Linked DNA regions of Homo sapiens: region 1 is linked to region 2. A link is an interaction called in ENCODE POLR2A ChIA-PET data of the cell type or tissue named here. Cell type or tissue: PC-9. All regions are shown on one strand. Links, peaks and the distances in the headings refer to the core of each region. The heading gives the core; the rest is flanking DNA.

Region 1 (2,923 bases), core at 300-2,799, 640 kb after region 2:
ACAGAAATATATGACAATTCTAATTGCTCTACATTCTTGCCAACCTTTGGTATTTTCAGACTTTTTTCTTTTAGAAGTACATTGTATTATAGTTTTATTTTGTATTTCCTTTTAAAATTTTAAAAAAATGTTTGCTAAATTAGTCAGAATTCATATTAAAAATGAAACAACTGAATTAATGTTGTTGTTTTTAAAACTTCACACTCCTGGATTTGTAAAGCAGTGCTTGATGGATTGAATGAGATCATCTATTACTCAGGTTTGCAAAAACATAGCAATTACAGTAATGAACTCCAGTCATCATTAGCATTTCCATTACTAAGGGACCCTTTCAAAACTTCAGTCTCCTCTTAGTAGCTAGAGCTTTGGAAACCTCATGGGGTTTGTTTTCCCACCATCTATACTACGGACAAAGGACTTCTCTGCAGGGCCACTTAAAAATATAGATTCTTAAAAGGCTCAATATGGTAAGAAGGATTGTAAGTGAATGGCCCAATTAATTCCTGCTAAAGATTTCTCATAGGAAATCTTTGTTCAATTTTGAAAAATCATTTATTTGACTTTGGAGTGATCATTTAATATATACATGTCCTATGTTGAAGGCAAAGAATGATCTTTAATTTTGAACAGTTACTTGTTTCACAAATTTGTGCCTTATTATTTAAATGATTTGAATTCTTCCTGAGAAGGGACTATGTCTACTTGTACACTTGTATACAGACCAATATAACAACTGAGCCAGGGTCTGGAACGTAGTAGGAGCTCAATAAAACTGTTAAATGAATGAGTTAAAACTGTTCCTTCTCATGTATATACAGTACCTAACACAAATCTCTGCAAATGACAGCCAACCCAGAAATGTTTGTGAAAAGAAAGTAGAAAAGCTGTAAAGAAAGATTAAATGAGTGGAAGGGAAGAAAAGAGAATTAATCCTGGCAAAACTCTCTTTATATCAGCAAGACCTTTTTTATTTTCATAATACACACTCTGCACAACAACCACCCAGGTATCTACTTGAATGTCCTGCAGACTCCTCAGTTCAACATGTCCATAACTGAACTCACCATAACACTGATTTTTAACCCAACCTTCAAGACCTCCTCCTACTGTATATCCTCTTCGTTAATACTACCACAAGCCAACACTGTTCCCCAAGCCAGAAACTAAGAGTAACCCTCCGCTCTTCTCTCTTCCTCACCAACCTATTCATTCATAAATTAGTTCACTCAATAAATATTCATTAAGAGCCTTTTATACACCTGACTTTGTTCTTCAAGTTGAGGACATGCATTTTGGACATCTCACCCTGAGAAGAACTTTTCTTATTTAAGAACCCAACTATTATAATCTTGATTCACTAGGCACCAACCTATCATGTGAGGCATGTTCCAGACTCGAGAACAAAGGCTGAGAACTTCATTGCACGGCTTAATTTTCCATTCATAAAGGATGAGTCAAGGATGACTCACCTGATAACTATTTCTATTAAGTTGCCATGTCTAGCTGAGAGAAATATCTCCATTCACAAAATTCTTCCCTCTTCTTTCTTACCACTGCAGTAGAGAGACAATATGTATTTAATCAGGTGTCTCAATTGTGTGAAACTCAACAACTCAAGTAGAGATGGAGTTTGGCATGGATCAAGAGGATTTGTGATGCCTGGGGGTAGGTCATTCGCATATATGCATGAAGTCATGGAACACATTGACCCAGCTGAAGGATGGGAGAATGTACCTTAGACCCAGAAATTTTACTTTCTGGCAATGTCAATGTCAAACTCTAGACAATGGAAATGGTAACAGAATGAGATATCACAAAGTATTCAGCTTTATAAGCATTTTATGAGAGGTTATTATGGACAAAGCAAACACAGACACTCATTAGGTTAGAAATGTCTAACTCTCCAAAGACTTATACATGTAAAATTTAATTTTGATTCATCCCCCAACTTCCTCTGACCACTCTGAAATCCCCCATCCCCCCACACTCTCATGCCTTTCCTCCAGCTTCAGACAGCAACCAAGAAGGAAACTGGTACAAATATCTGTCTGACCTGATATTTATTTCTAAATATTCCCTTTTCCATTGCCTTTCCCCATTCATGGTAGGGAATTTCACATCAAACAAGACATTTCTCCATTTGTAAATCCATCATTACACATGTCCTCATCCTCCTTTTTCTCTTATTTTTTCTTCCTCCCTTTTCCTCTCTTACTCTCTCTCCCAGTTCCTGTGGTCTGAATGTGAGCCAAAAACAACCTTAATCAAGGTTAAGATGAGTAATGCTTGGGCTACACTTCAAGAAAAATCAAAGTGTTTCATGACATCTACTGATGTCCAGAGATTGTAAAATTCTTTATCAACTTTCTTCTCCTCCTCTAATACATTTTCTTGTTATCAACCATCAATATTCAAGATGCCCCAGAAATGCCTTTATCATATTCAATACTAACATTTGGTATACTATTTATGAATATTGAAACTTTATATTTTTATTGTGAATATACAACATTTCAGCCACATTGAGTGATATAGGCTTTTATGGGGACACAAACACCATTAAGAATATTATTACTAAGAAAAGTGTCAATGACAGTGTCCAACCATCAAACCCAAAACATCTTTGGAAATCCAGTCTGCAAATTGGGACTTCCAGATTTGGAAGTGTCTTTGTTTCCTAGGTCTACAGGTTTCTGTAGTTTTCATACACAAGTCACTAACCAGGTATTGGGAGAAGAAGCACTGACACCTTCATAGGTGGCAAGTCTATGCAGATATTGTGCCTGTGAGTGTGTGTGCATGTAGGAAGAGATGAGGGTGCTGAAGAGATGGTTACTTTCTGTCCCCCAAACCCATCTCCTTGGCCACATAGGAGTGGGTATGTTGGAGATATTCTTCAAGCTGGTCCAACAGAGCCCCAAAG
Region 2 (2,923 bases), core at 190-2,689:
ACCCATCCTTGGGGACCTGAGAAAGCGTACTTCACCTTGGGGTGAAGGCTGGGTGGGGCCAGAGGGACCAGTGCCCTCCTCAGTGCTTAGGGGCAGAGCCACCTGCAGCAATGGTATCTGCATATTAGCCCCTCTCCACCTTCTTTCTCCCGCTGAATCATTTCCCTCAAAGCCCAAGAGCTGTCACTGCTTCTTTCTCCCTGGGAAGAATGCGTGGACTCTGCCTGGTGATAGACTGAAGCCAGAACAGTGCCACACCCTCGCCTTAATTCCTTGCTAGGTGTTCTCAGATTTATGAGACTTCTTAGTCAAATATGAGGGAGGTTGGATGTGGTGGCTTGTGCCTGTAATCCCAGCATTTTGGGAAGCCGAGGTGGGAGGATCCCTTGAAGCCAGGAGTTTGAGACAAGCCTGGGCAACAAAGCAAGACCCTATCTCTAAAAAAAAAAAAAAAAAAAAAAAAAAAAAAAAAAAAAAAAAATCTAGGAGATGCTCTTTACCCTGCCTGGCCTCAAACTATTAATAGCTTCCTTTGAGCAACATTATTTATTATGAACTTTCAAACACAAAAAAGTAGAGAGAGTAGAATAACAAATCCCCATGAGCCCATCACCCAACTTCAGTAATTATCAATTCATGGCCATCTTGTTCACCCCTGCCTGCTTCCCTGCTTCCCCTCATTCTGCAGAGGTTCTTTTCTTTTGAGACAGAGTGTTGCTCTGTTGCCCAGGCTGGAGTGCAGTGGTGCAACTTCGGCTCACTGCAACCTCCGCCTCCCAGGTTCAAGTGATTCTCCTGCTTCAGCCTCTCAAGTAGCTGGGATTACAGATGCCCGCCACCACACCTGGCTAATTTTCGTATTTTTGTTAGAGATGGGGTTTCACCATGTTGGCCAGGCTGGTCTCGAACTCCTGACCTCAAGTGATCCGCCCGCCTTGGCCTCCCAAAATGCTGGGATTACAGGTGTGAACCACGGTGCCTGGCCACTGTACAGGTTATTTATAGAAGTTGGAGAGTGAAGGGTTGAGAAAGCCAAGGGGCAGATGCGGGTCTGGAGGATTTTGTGCCTAAGGCCCTCTCTTTGCTCCCAGACAGCATGAAGTAACAATGAGGCATCCACCTCTTGGTTTTGTGGCCTCTGTGGATGACGTCTCTCACCTTGAACCAGTTCAGAGTTGGAGTAGCGCAGGATCCTGTCTTCAGAGGAGGGGCCGAAGCGGGTTCCTCTGTTGTCAAGCTCTTTGGAGGTGCCTGGCTGCTACTACTGTCCCAGAGAGGTGATGATGAATGATGGGTGTGTCCAGTGGCAGTTTGCCCCACTGAGGCAGGGGCTTCCACTAGGCCCTGACAGAGCCCTTCCAGCAGGCAGAAATCCCTGTGCTAGGCAAGATTCAAACTCCGTAGCATGTCTCCTGCTCCCATCTCTTAGGAATGGAGTCCTTCAGGCCTTGAGTCCCACATTTTCCATGATGCTCCATTAAGCAGCTGATAGCACCCCCACCTCCAGGGAAAGTGAGTTCAGAGTCCTTGGTCTAATGCATCTGTGTTGAAATTGAGGCCTTCCCCTGTGTTCACCTTTCTGCTCTTTTTCTTTTAGCCCAAGGCTATGAAGGCCTCATTCGGTGCTGGGCATGGTCACTCCTAGCATTCCTCACTCTGTTGCTAACAGCAACAGCAATAATAATAAGGGTTACAACTTACTCCATACCTTACTGTCTGCCAGGCATTAAGCTAAGTGCTTTACATATATTAAGTCATTTAATCCTCATAATGACCCTATGAAAGAGATACCATCTCAACCCAATTGACAGCTGGTTTGCAAGATTAGGAGGGATGAAGGACCCAGGGGACAATGCGAGGGAAAACTCTGACCCCGGGGCCCCAGGCTGGATGTTCTTTATGCCTGTGAACCACAGCTTATCACATGTCTGGAGTTAGGGACCCCACTTAAAGTGAGATTTTGGCTGGAGGTGGTGGATCATACCTATAATCCCAGCACTTTGGGAGACCAAGGCAGAAGGACTGCTTGAGGCCAGGAGTTCAAAACCAGTGTAGGTAACAGCTAGACCCTATCTCTACAAAAAATTTAAAAATTAGCTGGGTGTGGTGGTATGTGCCTCAAGTTCCAGCTACTCAGGAGGCTGAGGTGGGAGGATCACTTGAGCACAGGAGTTTGAAGTTACAGTGAGCTATGATGGCACCACTGCACTTCAGCCTAGGCAACAGAGGGAGACCCTGTCTTTAAAGTACATAGAGGTTTTTCACACCAACACATCTCTGCCCAGTGTGCCAACATCTGCCACCTGCTATAATAGTACTATAACACTCAATATGTAATTAATGTAGTCTCAGGGATGTTATGACAATATGATTACAACTATCACGTGTGTGCCCAGCCAGGCTCAATGCCCCAGGCTGGGCGAGGTGGGGCAGGGGACACAGCCTAAAATGCCAGGCCTCAGGAAGCCATTTGGTTTAGCAGACATTGTTTATTAAAGGAGTTACCTATGCCAGATCGAAGGCCTAAGATGATTAAGACACTATGAGTGCCTTCAAGTGGTTGGGGACGTTCATGATTGTGGTACAGACAAATAGGCTTTCACATCATTCTTTTATGTAATCATACAACAGATATTTGCACCTACATGTGCAGAGCACTGTGATAGGCCTCAGTGACACAGAATAATACGGCAAAGACCCCACCCGATGAGCCCCCTCCCACCACCCACCAGTACAGTAGGGGGTGGTTTAATGGAGTGTTCCTGGAATATGAAGTGGGGGCAGGCATTAGGGGTGGCAAAGGGACAAGTGTTTATCTGATCAGTTATGTACTGTTTATAATAAGTAAATCAGCAGAGGGGGAATAATACTTAGAACCTATAGAGAGTAAATCTGACAAGATGAAATGCTGATGAAAATATGG

What was found. Peaks named below come from ENCODE experiments on the same cell type or tissue, not always from the same donor. Only the 100,000 strongest peaks of a DNase experiment are listed, where the experiment ranks them.
Region 1: POLR2A ChIA-PET joins it to region 2 with 5 read pairs; 1 of 35 experiments calls an interaction of 5 or more read pairs at or near these places.

What each region holds. Positions count from the first base shown.
Region 1 is chr20:4,511,648-4,514,570 of GRCh38, forward strand. No RefSeq gene overlaps it. Among named protein-coding and RNA genes, the nearest start is that of PRNP, 170 kb to the right of the region's middle. In PC-9, for the core only: no CTCF peak of the experiment used is centred there; a DNase peak (open chromatin) is centred at 1,454; H3K27ac peaks cover 1,282 bases.
Region 2 is chr20:3,870,196-3,873,118 of GRCh38, forward strand. It overlaps MAVS (mitochondrial antiviral signaling protein), which reads left to right. Exons shown (of 7, transcript NM_020746.5): 7 at 1-2,923. Among named protein-coding and RNA genes, the nearest start is that of PANK2-AS1, 18 kb to the right of the region's middle. In PC-9, for the core only: no CTCF peak of the experiment used is centred there; a DNase peak (open chromatin) is centred at 1,626; H3K27ac peaks cover 1,379 bases.